2 separate regions of the Homo sapiens genome follow, and region 1 is linked to region 2. Evidence: chromatin contacts called from ENCODE Hi-C data. All regions are on one chromosome and are shown on one strand. The core of a region is the stretch at or near the end of the contact, and the rest is flanking DNA. Distances in the headings are between cores, read along the strand shown. Region 1 holds the start of TACR1 (tachykinin receptor 1). Region 2 overlaps TACR1 (tachykinin receptor 1).

Region 1 (6,557 bases), core at 926-3,425, 100 kb after region 2:
CTTTATGCAAAGAGGGTTAGTAGTTTGGAATTTTTTTTGAAGTTTTCTCCTAGCTCCTTCTTTGGGTTTCTCACATTCAGTTATCTCAGGAAGGACATCAAAAGACTCCATTTTAAAATCACAGTGGTAGGTGTTTTAAGCATACTTTCACATCCCAGGTAAACATTTAACACCTGTGCACACATAGACATACACATTGGAGACCTAAGATACTCACAAAGGAGACAATACCAACAGAGCTGTGCTCCAATAATCAATTTTCCATCATGCTACCTGAAGAGCCATTCATTCCAGAATACCATCCCCAGTGTTTGAAATGCCAACCTTTTCACTTTCAGTCAGCTTTGGGAACCCTAACCTGTTGGTTGCCGGAACAGAAGAGCTCTCAAATGCCTTTGCCAAGCATGTTTCTCTGTGGATAGAGACAGGCTAAATACATACATTTTACATTGCAGGAGAAATTTAGAACACCTCTTGGGTAAGCTTCCTGGATCCCTATCCGTGGAGTTTCTTAAGGATAGCATAACTGTCTCTCATTCCTGAATGAGAATTCCTAGCATTACAGAGTAAACTGCATTAGAATTCTGAGTATCTTATGATACTGATGAAATGCTCTTTCACATCCAAAACAAACAAACAAACAAACACAAACCAACGAACCAACCAACCAAACAACAACAACAACTACAACAACAAACTGGAGAGTTGCAGTGGGAGCAGAAAGTCCCAGAATCCTCTAGGTGTACTTAAAACAGGAAGGCAACAAGAGGCTGTCTGACAGAAAAACAGGCCTGGAGGAATTTACAAAGCCCCTTCCAGGGTCTAGTCCTTTGACCAAACCCTAGGTATTGTTTGCAGCCTGCAAGGGTAAAGGGGAGAAGGAATATATGGAAAGGAGCAAAGCAGAAGTTGAAAGTGTCAGGAAGATGAGTGGAGAAGAGATGAAGAAAGGGGAGTTAAATGAAGAAAAGGGGGATGTGTGTTGAAAGGAAGAGAGAGAGTGATGGGTAAAAAAGAGGAAAAAAAGTTGAAATACATAAGATGAAGTTCCCCATCAACAAATGACTCAGTTGATCAGTAAAAAAACCCTCAGAGTGGCCAATCTTCCACTTGACCCATACCCCACCCAGTTCCAAACCTCACAGCAATGCCGTGGTCCTCTATGAGCACTTTCTCGCCTTTTCACAAAGGCTAATCTCACCTATCAAAGGCCACAGCCGTCATGGAGTAGATACTGGCGAAGACAGCGGCGATGGGAAAGAAGTTGTGGAACTTGCAGTAGAACAGGCCGTAGTACCATTCGTTGTGGACAGCATAGGTGAAGTTCACCACTGTATTGAATGCAGCCATGGAGGCCTCCGCGAAGGCCAGGTTCACCAGAAAATAGTTCGTCACTGTCCTCATTCTTTTGTGGGCTAAGATGATCCACATCACTACCACGTTGCCCACCACAGAGGTCACCACAATGACCGTGTAGGCAGCTGCCCAAAGGACAATTTGCCAGGCTGGTTGCACGAACTGATTGGGTTCCGAGGTGTTAGTGGAGATGTTTGGGGAGAGGTCTGAGTCCACCGGGAGGACGTTATCCATTTCGAAGCTAGGCGGTAAAGCCCTACTATCTGTACACAACCCCCCTCTGCAGCAGAGTCCTGTGGCTGGCGCCTGGGGCTCAGGGTCCTTCTAAAGCCAGACAGGAGGGTGGAAGGCTTTTTCTGGGCAGCACTCTTTTTGAAAGCTGAACTGGCGCTCAGAATATAAACGCTTCTGGATGCACTGCCCGCCTGCCCGCGGTGGCTCTGAATTCCTCCACTTTCAAGCTTCAGGAGACGTTTGAGTTCAGAAGTCTGGAGACAGCATCTCTCTTGCGGTAAACTGAAAAAGGGAAAGAAATTCCACCGGTCACAGTTCTAGGAAGCAAGAGATCCCCCGCATTTATGCACCTGCTGCTGCCTGCAACTCCTATTTCTCCTTCCTCCGCAGGGAAAGGCAAAGCCCTGTGCTGCGTGAGGACTTAGGAGCGAAGTGGGGGCCCATTGCAGCGCGACCTGTAAAAGTTCTGAGCCTATGGCCAGGATTCTGGAGCTTCGTATCCAGCTGGAGATTTTTCCTTCTCTTTTGCTGCCGCTGCCGCCGCCTGCAGTTTCGCGGGCACCTCTCGGTTCGGGTTGCTCAGCTCGCGAGTTAGCTGCGCACGAGGCTTTTATAACCCCCTGCAGAGACGTCACTGGGAAGGGGCAGTACCTGGGCTGCGTACTCGCCAGTCCCGGTGCGCAGCGCGGCAGCTGCGCCAGCTGTTGACAACTGTCTCATTCCACCGCCGCAGCTACCACGCCTTTTGCTGCTTGCTACTTGCCGTGGGAGTCTGCGAGCCGGGAGCCCCACGCACTCCGCGAGGGGGCAGTAGGTGGCTTGGAAGTAACTGACACAGATGCGGTCCGCAGCTGGAATCGTCGTTGCACGAGGGGTGCTGGGAGGAAGGAAGGATTTGGGAAACAGCTGGAGTGGAGGACAATCAACTTCCAGGGAATGAAGCCCAGAGCCCTGAGACAGCTCTGCAGAGGCGGCTTGCCTGTGGCAATGGGAAACGGTCATGTGTGGGGGCGATGTGCCAGCGCCGCGCTCCGGGCCGCGCTCCAGCTACCGAGAAGCCAGAGGCGACGACTCCCTGGTCCAGGTGTCCCGAAAACAACTTTCCTGAGGCTGTGTTTAGGAAACACCCCCACAAAATATCTAGCTCAGTTACCTGGCTAGCTGATTCACCTGGGAAGTGACAGTCTCTAAGCTTTGAGGACACTTTCCTCAGCCACCCTGGTGACTTGGCCCCTCGTTCCAGGAGAAGCTCCATTTGAGCCCTCCACCTGACCCCTCTGGATGAGCCTCTGCTCAATCACTGGGGACAGGGCTGAGCTCCCTGCGAATCTTGGTGAGCGCAGGAGCCACACTCATAGGCAGCTTGTCGCTCAGACGCGCGGCTCTGGGCTCTCCGCCAGCAATCACTGCGGCGCTGCGTTTGCCTCCCGGGGACCTGGCAGCCTCCGCCTCCGCGCCTGCCAAGCCTGCAGGCCAGAGCCGGGCTCGGGGTGGCATCGGTGGTCCTTCTCCCTGTTCCCCTTCCAGGTTTGCATAGGGGCTGGAGGACAGGTCAGCCAGCCTTCTCTGCCCGCCTCCATCCTGCCCTGCCGTCTTCTGACTTTGAGGCCTCGTATCCCAGTCCAAGACCATTTCAAACGGTAGAACTGGTGCCAGACACTTGGAGGAGGCAGGGCAAAGACTCGCCAGTCCGTATAAACCCTTTTGGAGAAGCCAAGATGGGATGAGCTCCGCAGCACGTTCCCGCCAGACTGCTGCAGGCAGAGTTCCGCGGAAAACTGAACCCCGGGAGTCCTCAGGGGCCCATCTACCCCGGTGCACCGCCCCCTCCTTTCACTGCGGGGACTCGGAGCTGTGGGACTGGAGCGCGCACCGGCAGACTTGCGCGCAGGTTGGAGTTGGCGCACACCCGCGCCAGCCGGGGAGCGGCGTTTACGCACTGGTACCGCGAGCGCTCAAAGCATCTCTCGGGAAGTGCTTTAAGGCTGGGAAATTTACTATACACTTATGCCGGGCAAAAATTGGATCCCACGCCGGGGAGGAGAATCTGCTGTTTCACTCTGTATTTTTTCGGAGCCTGGGATTTTAGCGTATATAGGAACCGCACATTGCTTTGCCAGGTTCTCCTAGGCACCCGTAAACACACTGCATAGAAAACTCTAGAGATGCTTTCAAGAGAACAGCGTCCCTTTATTTAGAGCGGCTGCACAAGAGGTCTTCTTTGTGGAAGGGAATGCCTCCTCCACCTTGGATCTCTGCTTGAGGCTTCCACCATCTCAAAGAGCTGACAGAGAGAGGGAGGAAAAGGGAGAGGGAAGGGGATGCGGAGGGTGGGGGAGGGGGGAGGGGAAACTTCTCTATCTTTAATTTTCCTTCCAAGCTGTTTAAAGTTATCTTTTCTTTTTTCTCCCTGTCCATTAGAGCCAGGCTGACGTTTTCAAAAGGAACTTTATTCAGTGGTTAAGGGAGAAAAAGAAAGCTAATCGAATAAAATCTAAATATGTAATAAGAGCTAAATATAAAATAAATATGAAATAGCTAAAAAGTAAACATTAATCCATTTATCCTCCATTAGTACAGCAAGTTGATATTTTGAAGCAGGTACTGTGCTGGGCACTGGGGCTGGGGGGTGAACAAGCACTTACAGTATGGAGGAAGACAAACAAGAAGCAATGAACCATACAAAATGGGCGGTATTATGATGACCAAAGGTACTAAGCCCTGAGTGAGGAGAGAAGAGGGAGGCCACCTAACCTAAACAATGAGGGGTATCCGTACAGATGGAAGAAAATCTCATCCATGAAGAAGCCTGAAGAATGAGTTAGGATGGGAAGAGGTTGAGGGTGGAAAAAAGGCGAATATTTCAGGCTGAAGTTTTATAAATCAAACCTTGTCACTCTGCTTAAAGTCCCATAATGACTGCCCACCTATGAGCCTGCAGGTCAGAGCGGGGCCCTGGGTGGCATCAGGGGTTCTTCTCCCTGCTCACCTTCCAGGTTTGCATAGGGACTGGAGCGCAGGTCAGCCCGCCTTCTCTCCCTGCCTCCATCCTGCCTAGCCCTCGGCTAACTTTGAGGCTTTGTATGCCAGTCCAAAGCCACCTCAAATGGTGGAACTGGTGCCAGGCACTGGGACACCTACGTTCCTTACCCTGGCCTTCAACTCTGATGTGTTGATGAGTCTGACTTGGGGTTGTTTTTCTTTCTACTCCGGGATTTTCATGGCTGGTAGCCATATCTTAGGAATCCTTATGACTTGCTAAAGCTAGTTTCTCTTCTTAAAAAGAAAAAGCATATTCATGATGGGTTCACCATTGAGGAAAAAAAAAAGCCTCAGCTATACAGTAGCAGAAGTTGTTTTTGGTTCATACCTATGATATGAGGAGACACTTTATCTAGCATCACCCATCTATAAAGTAATGAATTTTCCCCCTACAGCTTTGCACAAATATATAGATAAAATTCTATACATGCTATTTCCCTCCAAGAGCTGATATTCTTGTTTTCTTATCCTTTTTCCCCCTTCGTTCCTCTTTTCACTGAACATCTTCCTTGACACTCAACACAGGATCACACATCTTAAAGTAAACGCTGTTAACAATGTAGTATAAATCCTTCCTTATTTGTCCAGACTCTTTGATACTATCTAGATGGAAATACAAACATACATAATATTCACACATGTAAATGCAAATATAGGACTTTCATTGTTGTCTGTATTTTGTTTTTCCCACTCTAAACTTTGCCCAGCTGTTTCAGAGTCAACAGGTATAGATTTAACTCATTTTTCAGTGGTTAAATATTATTTCTATGTTATGGATACACCGTAATTTATACATTCAATTCTCTATTCATGAAAATTAACTTTGTTTCCAGTTTTTGTCACTAAAGGCAATTAACAATAAACATTCTCTACATCCTGGTGTTTTCTTTCTATGGGGGTAGATTCAAAGTGGAATTGCTGGGAAGTAGATTATATTTATATTCCTATGCATATGCATATATATGTTGTGAGTTTCTATTCATATTTGTTTATTTTTAAAAGTTTTAAATAAAGTTTTGTTTCTTTGAATTATTTCCTATATTTTATACAAATAACTAAGAGTCTATACCAACTTCATGTATTACTTTTTAAAGCGAAAACATGAATTATTTGCAATTTGCCCATATATTTGCACATACACAGACACCAGCATGGTTTTTAAAAAACTTTTATTTTGGGTTCAGGAGTAACGTGCAGGTTTGTTATATAGATAAATTTTGTGTCACAGGGGTTTGGTGGACAGATTATTTTGTCACCCAGGTAATAAACTTAGTATCTGATAGGTAGTTTTTTGATCCTCACCCTCCTCCCACCCTCCAGCCACAAGTAGGGCCCAGTGTCTGTTGTCCTTTCTATGTGTCCATACGTACTCAGCGTTTAGCTCTCACTTATAAGTGAGAATATGCAGTATTTTGTTTTCTGTTCCTGCTTCAGTTTGCTTAGAATAATGGCCTCCAGATCCATCCATATTGCTGCAAAGGACATGATCTTGTTCTTTTTTATGGCTGTGTAGTATTCCATTTACACGTGTATATATATACCACATTTATATATGTGGTATATATACAAATATGTACCACATTTTCTTTATGCAGTGTACTACCATTCATGGGCATTTAGGTTGAGTCCATGTCTTTTCTATTGTGAATAGTTGCTGCAATAAACATATCAGTGCATGTATCTTTATGGTAGAACAATTTGTATCCCTTTGGGTATATACCCTATAATGAGATTGCTGGGTCAAATGGTAATTCTGTTTTAAGTTCTTTGAGAAATTGCCACACTGCTTTCTACAATGGCTGAACTAATTTACATTCCCACCAGCAGTATACAAGTGTTCCCTTTTCTTTGAAACCTTACCAGCATCTGTTACTTTTTGACTTTTTAATAATAGCAATTCTGACTGATATGGGATGGTATCTCAT
Region 2 (6,675 bases), core at 3,189-5,688:
TTTTGGTCAGCCTTCAGGTAATCAGCCAGAGATGCTAGCATTGTATACTGCTCTCTTTCCACAGCCTCCATTAGAGGAGGGAATTCACTGGAGGGTAAGGAGTCTGGACAACCTCACAGAAGAGGTGATATTGATCTAAATCTTGGAGAAGGGTAGGGTTGGATCAGCATGGAGGGAGGGCGTTTCGAGAGGGAAGAAAGCAGGGGCTGAGGTTTAAGCACTGGCACGAATGGATCAGTTTTGCAAAAGTGGGCACTGTTGGATGGACTCATTCTGTCAAAGTAGGAAAGGCCTTAAATGCTTAGGTAAAGAAGCTGGGCTTACCCTCAGGACAGGGGCTTTTGGGTCAGGAGAATTAGCGCTCGCCTAATATCCAGGAGCTCTCCCTCATGACTGGTCTTCATTATAGTTAGTTGACTGACTCTGGCAAGTGGGTATGTGAGCAGAAGTGAGGCATCACTTCCAGTCAAGTCCCCTTAGGATGCTTCGTCCATCCCCCTGTCCCTTCTGTGTGCCCTTCTAGATGCTCCAGGTGGTACAGCTACAAGATGGCAGAGCCTCCATCACCTAAGTTCCTGACTAAGGAGAAAGATTCTCCTGGCCTGGGCGGGACTTACACTGTGAGTGAGAAATAAAGTTTTGTTGTGACAAGGATCTGGGGTTTTGGATTATTTTGTTAGAGCAACTATTTTGACAGCCTCTAAGGCTTAGGATCAAGGTGAGAAATAGTGGAGGCAGTGAGGGGCAACTTTGTACAAAAGGGGACATGTACAAAGTCAAGTCCTCTTCATCTGTGAAGCAATCAGATTCTGCAGTGCTCTTTTGGGCACTGGGGAGAGCAGTTGATTGTAAAACTCATGAAATCCCTCTCCTTTCCTCTGGATACCAGCCTTTGGCCTGTGCTGCTCTTTGAACATCTTGGAGTGGTTGGGTTAACAAGTTTGAAAAGAAGAGCTATACTGAAGTGGAAGCAGGGCCCCTCTGCTCTCCCTAAACATCAGCCAGTCCCAGTGGAGGCTCCTTAGAACTCCCCATGCAACTCAGAGTCCAGTTTGAAAATGCCCTGGTAGCATGAAAGGGTGCCAGATTTGGATTTGGAAGATCTGGATTTAAATCCTGGCATCACCAGTTGTGTGATGGATAAATTTAATTGTGTGTATTGGGGTAAATTTCTTGATCACTTTGTGTTGTATTCTTAATATAAGATTGGATATGATAATTGCACTTTGTATTGTACAGGGCTATTGTGCAAATAGAGAGCAGATGTGTAAACGACACTTTGGTACATATTTAGAGCTTTGCAAATATCTGGATTTTGTTTGTTATCATGAATGCATAGCTGTAAAACTGGTTCAGCTGGGGCCTTACTACACCCTCCCATGTTGTTTATGGTATACATTCCAGAACCTTCTCACTTCTTTCTGTCAGTGACCTTGCCTCCCACTTCACTGAGAATATTGAGAGCTTCCAACATAGGTATCTCAACTTCTCTCTTTACCTCTGCACATCCACTCATTCTTCTCTCTTGCTTCAGTGGAAGATGAGATCCTCCTCAGACCCAGGGCCAAACCCTCCATGTGGGCTCACACCCCATTCTATTACACCTCTTTCAGGACTTTGCTCCAACAGTCAACCCCTATCTCTCTTGTATCTTCCAGTACTTCCATCATTCAGTCAGATAATGTGTTCAAGTCTCTTGTATCCTGGAAAATGACATTACTATAGCATGTTGCCTCATAAAGTTAAGTATTATTTTTCTCTCCTCTTTACCACATGCACTTCTGAGAGACTAGCCCAAGTTCCCCATTTCCTTGTGCATTTGGTGGGAAGAATAGAAGTAGGTGCCTTCTGACCACAATTAAACAGTCAATTAATTTTTCATGGGAGTGATAAATGTGGTCAAATAAAGATAGCGAAGTGTTTTTTTTCAGTCTTTTGTTCTGAGTAGGTACACAGTACTTAAAAAATGTTCTACAATGAAGGAACTAGGTGAAATAACTTGCTAACATTTCTTTGATCCTTTCCCACTCTGGGTTTTCAGCAACACCATTTCTTCATTAGTTTTTTTTTTTTCCTACTGTAGGTGGTGAAACTATTTCTGTTCTGTAAAGTACATAAGTATTTGGAGACTTGACCTAAACTTTCTCTTACCTAATAAATGGCACATTCAGGATTAGAGACAACCTGGATCTTTTTAAATAGGTGGCAAAATCATGGGGCTCAACATGTTAAAAGTAATGACAGTGACAGATCATCACAGAAGAGTCATCACAGAAGACTGTGGGAGGCTAAGCCAGTCTCAGGCACCCTTCCTATTCTCAGTCTTGGGGTGAGCATCTGACCACTGTCCATGCCCAGGGTCACCCAAACTTGAGGCAACTATTATTTACTCTTTAAATCCAAGAGATATTTTGTTTTTTTCTCTTGCTCAGCTGAAATGTGAACAAGTGATTTCTCTCCTCCCTAGGGATCTGCATTAAGGTAAGGACAAATGGAGCATTTGGTCTCTCCAATCCTTACCTGTTCCTGGTGGTAGTACAAGGCCAGTGGTATGCTGGTAACACTTGGCTCTTTGAAAAGAAAAACATCCCCAGTTTGTAGCATTCTGTGGTGTCAATACTTGGGTTATAGCTAATTACAATTTCAAAATACAATGTGATGTCACTGAACATGGAGTTGGGAAGAGATGTGCACAGTTGGCTTTTGCCAGCTGGCTCTGGCACACTGCTGAATATGCCACACATTCTGTTAAAAAATAATACACATACCATAGAAAATCTGAAGATCGTAGAAATGCAGGGCAGATGCAGAGAGAAAAAAAGTACTAGGAGACAGATTCATTCTCCAAAAAGACTTAATAATTTGATATATTCCATTCTCAAGAAAGAAAGACAATTCTATGCATAGATTGCTTTTAGTGCTTAGTTTTTACATCATTGTCATTACCATACTGCAGTTCTGTTTCCTTTTTTTACCCAAACATAACATGAGCATTTTCTCATGTTATCACAAATTTGTCCTAGATGTTTTCATTTTAGAATATAGAATATTCTAATGCATAATCAAACCAGACCATATCATGGCACATTGGGTTTGTTTCTAGTTTTTCATAGAAAATTATCTTTTTTACCTTAAAATTCATCCTCAAATATCCCAGAAATATTTCTTGGAGATGCCTGAGGGAGCAGTTGTCTGATGAGAAAGATGAAGAGAGACCTCTGAGAATAGCTGCCTCAATATTGGCCAATCCTTGAGGACCACAAAGCCTTGAAGTGAGCGACTCTCATCTGTTAAGAGACTTCCAGGCTTCAGTCCCTGAAACCCACATCCCTACCAGCCTTGCTCACCACCACATCCAGCTTGCTCTAGGAGTGGATTCTCATCCCCCAACTTCTGGGTTGGTCCCATTAGCTAACCCAGTCTCTCCCACTTTCCTCTCAAACTCTCCTGCTCTGCCTTTGGGTTCCTGCTTTGTGGCAGGCAATCTCCTGTCAATACTTGAAATTTTAGGAATGTTCTTTTTAATTCCAGCCTTAATAGAACTCTGGCTGCTTCCTGAGAATATGTGTTCTTTGTAGTTCTTGCAAATTAAGGCTTTTTTTTTTTTTCTTTTCTTGCTCTCACATTTATTCCCCTCAGAACCAGCAGGTGGAGTGAGGGTTCTCCTGCTCCTCCGTGCCACTTCCAGACCACTTCCCCTTGTGTCCTGTCAGATGCCACCCCTCTGAGGAGCACATATCCTGCCACATCTTCTTTTTCACTTGCTGCTGTCACTCTCCAGCCTCCTGGTCACTCTTCCCTGATCACTGAGGACCTCAGCTCTGGCTCGGAGCCTCCCTCACTATCCCAGCCTCTGTCTCACCCCAGTGACTTCATCCTCCTTGAGGAGGACCACCCAGCACTCTGGCATCTCAGTGCTGAGACTCCTCATCTCCAGTGAGCTCCTTCTCTCTTTTGCATCAGTTATCTGCATCCTGGCCACACCTGGGATATGCATGACTTTTTAAAACATCCTGTCCATAAATACCATGTCCATCCTCCCAAGTCACTTGCCTGAGTACCTCTGCTGTTACAATTCTCTCTGTGGAAACTCACATTCACTGAACCTGACATTTTCTTCCTATTCCTCAGACTCTTCATGTTTTCTTTCCTTCCTTGTCCATCAATCTAATCACTCCTATACAAGTCACCTCCAATTCCCTTACTCTTTCCTCCTTCTATGATACTCATCTGATAAAAATCTCAGGCTGAGATGAATCCAGCCACCCACATTCTTGCCCACAGCTGCCCCAGAGGCTGAACCCAGGGAGAGGTTTGCGCGGCCAGGTTGACTGATGTCACTGTAGATTCTCAGGCCCCTTTCCTTGCATTCTCAGACACCACACCTCTAGTTTCTCTCCTACCCTGCTGGCCACTGGCTCACAGCCCCTTTTATCAAGTCCTCCTTTTCTATCGACTTCCTCAGGGCTTTTTCTAGACCTTCTTCAGCCAGATCTCCCCAGGTGATTAATCTGTCCCCAAGGTTGTAAATCCATCTATGAGCTTATGACTCACGTTTTTATATCCATACCTCAGACCTCACAGAACACATATGTCCACTGGGATGCATTTCACAGGCGTTTCATGACCACTGTCTTCTTCCAGCATTTATTCCCCATTATTGTTAGAATAAAGCATAAACTCAGTGATCCTACAATACTCTTTATGATTTCCAGCCTGGGATCTCTTCCCTTATTCCCATTCTTCCTCACCTACCATGCCACCCACACCCCCACACACATCACACACTCCACATAGCCATGCTGAGTTTTTTCAGAGAGGCAGGATGATGTAGTAGCTAATGAGTGAGCTCCAAAGACAGACTCCCTCAGTTCAGATTCTGGTTTTGCCACATACTTGCTGGAGCACTTGGACAATTTGCCTACCACTTTGAGCTGCTGAGGGGATGAAATGAGATGATGCATGCAAAGTTCTTGGCAGAGTGCCTGGAACATCATAGGTGCATAATGAATGCTAGCAATTATTATTTTTAAATTTAGTTTCTTTGGCATAAATTATAACCTCTCTTTCAAATCTTTGTGCATGTGGTTGTCTCGATTTGGAATTCTTTTTTCCAACAAACTCTGCCTACTGATTTGCTTCCCTCATCCTCCAAATGCCATATGACTAACTCATATCTAACCTCCAGGACTCAGCTGATTACTATCTTGGTCTGTTGAGCATTTCATGACTCTGTGGTAATGAATGGCACTGTGGATTTATTGCAGCACTAACTACTGTATCCACATGCTTGCTTCCCTGCCCAAGTGTGCAGTAGACTCTAAGAGCTTTAAGGTGACGAGTGTGATAGGTCATTGTTTTATCTATAGCATAGTACGTACTATAAAGTAAGGGTTCATAAATATTTGCTAAGTGAATGAATAAAATGATAAATCACATTGCAGAGCCATAGCTCTCTCATTGTGAGAATAAGTCAAAAAATAATGTTCTTGGTAACTATAAGGAAATTTTGTGGTTCAGAAGAATGCAACCTTCAATTCACTGAATATTTTTGGTAACATAAATGTGTCCCCTGAAATAGATTACTATAAGAAAAAAATACTGTTGAAATAGCTAATTTATGTACTTAATAACATCTGTCTTCAAGAAACAAAAGGAGACTTCCATGAAATGAGTTCCAATGTCTATACCCAGACAACCATGATGAAAAATGTGGTTGCTGTATTAAAAAAAAAAAGAATGATGAATAACATGTTGGACACGGCAGAAAACTGAATTAGTCAGGCAGAGGACAAGTTGATTATTCACTGAGAATATTTTAGAAAAAGGAAAACAAGGTGAAAATAAAGATAAGAATATAATAGAAATAGAAGTGAGATTCTCAGCAATCCTAGCTTCTAATAAGAAGATATTCCGAAAGAGATAAAAATAATAGAGATGAAGCAAAAAATAAAAATGATGTAAGCATCTTTTTAATAAGTCCTCTCATTAATGATACTTCAAGACTTTCCATATTAGTAATACTAATAAATAAAGCATCTTAAAGGTAGATGAATGATCACTGTGTACCAGACACTGTGCTAAGGGTTTTATATACAATATTTTATCTAATCCTCACAATAACTCATGATGTAGGTAATATTATTATTCCTAATTTTCATATTGAGGAAACTGAGGCTCAGAGGAGTAAAAAGTAACTTGCCAAAGTCACATAGCTCATGAGTGGTAGCTCCACTGTAGATTACTTTGGGAGTGAGCTCTTGACTCACATTGGGCAAATCGTCATCATGATTCTGGAACTGCACCTGATAAATAAATGCTAGGTTCTCTTTGGCAATTGAAAATAAAGGCCGGGCACGGTGGCTCACACCTGTAATCCCAGCACTTTGGGAGGCCAAGGCAGGCAGATCATTTGGGGTCAGGAGTTCAAGACCAGCCTGACCTATATGGTGAAACTTCATCTCTACTGAAAATACAAAAATTAGCTGGCCATGGTAGCACATGCCTGTAGTTCCAACTACTCAGGAGGCTGAGCCACATTGCTTGAACCCTGGAGGTGGAGGTTGCAGTGAACCGAGATCGTGCCACTGCACTCCAGGCTGAGTGATGGAGTGAGACTCTGTCTCTCCAAAAATAAAAAATAAAAAAATAAAAAAATAAAAATAAAGACATGCC

What was found. A loop is a pair of places that touch in the nucleus more often than their neighbours do. Pooled maps may share reads with other maps.
Region 1: a loop to region 2 is called in a pooled map, with 2.3 times the contacts of the local background. The contact joins the promoter of TACR1 here to the enhancer-like site in region 2. A Hi-C loop is called at or near these places in 3 of 50 pooled maps.

The regions. Positions count from the first base shown.
Region 1 is chr2:75,197,345-75,203,901 of GRCh38, forward strand. TACR1 (tachykinin receptor 1) reads right to left here and starts at 2,176. Exons shown (of 5, transcript NM_001058.4): 1 at 1,202-2,176. The coding sequence starts at 1,590. All of the region lies in intron 2 of TACR1-AS1 (TACR1 antisense RNA 1), which reads left to right.
Region 2 is chr2:75,095,318-75,101,992 of GRCh38, forward strand. The region is part of intron 2 of TACR1 (tachykinin receptor 1); the gene reads right to left. Among named protein-coding and RNA genes, the nearest start is that of MIR5000, 7.8 kb to the left of the region's middle. Within about 2 kb of position 4,439, at least 2 of the 41 ENCODE cell types and tissues checked have a DNase peak (open chromatin) inside an H3K27ac peak, as active enhancers do.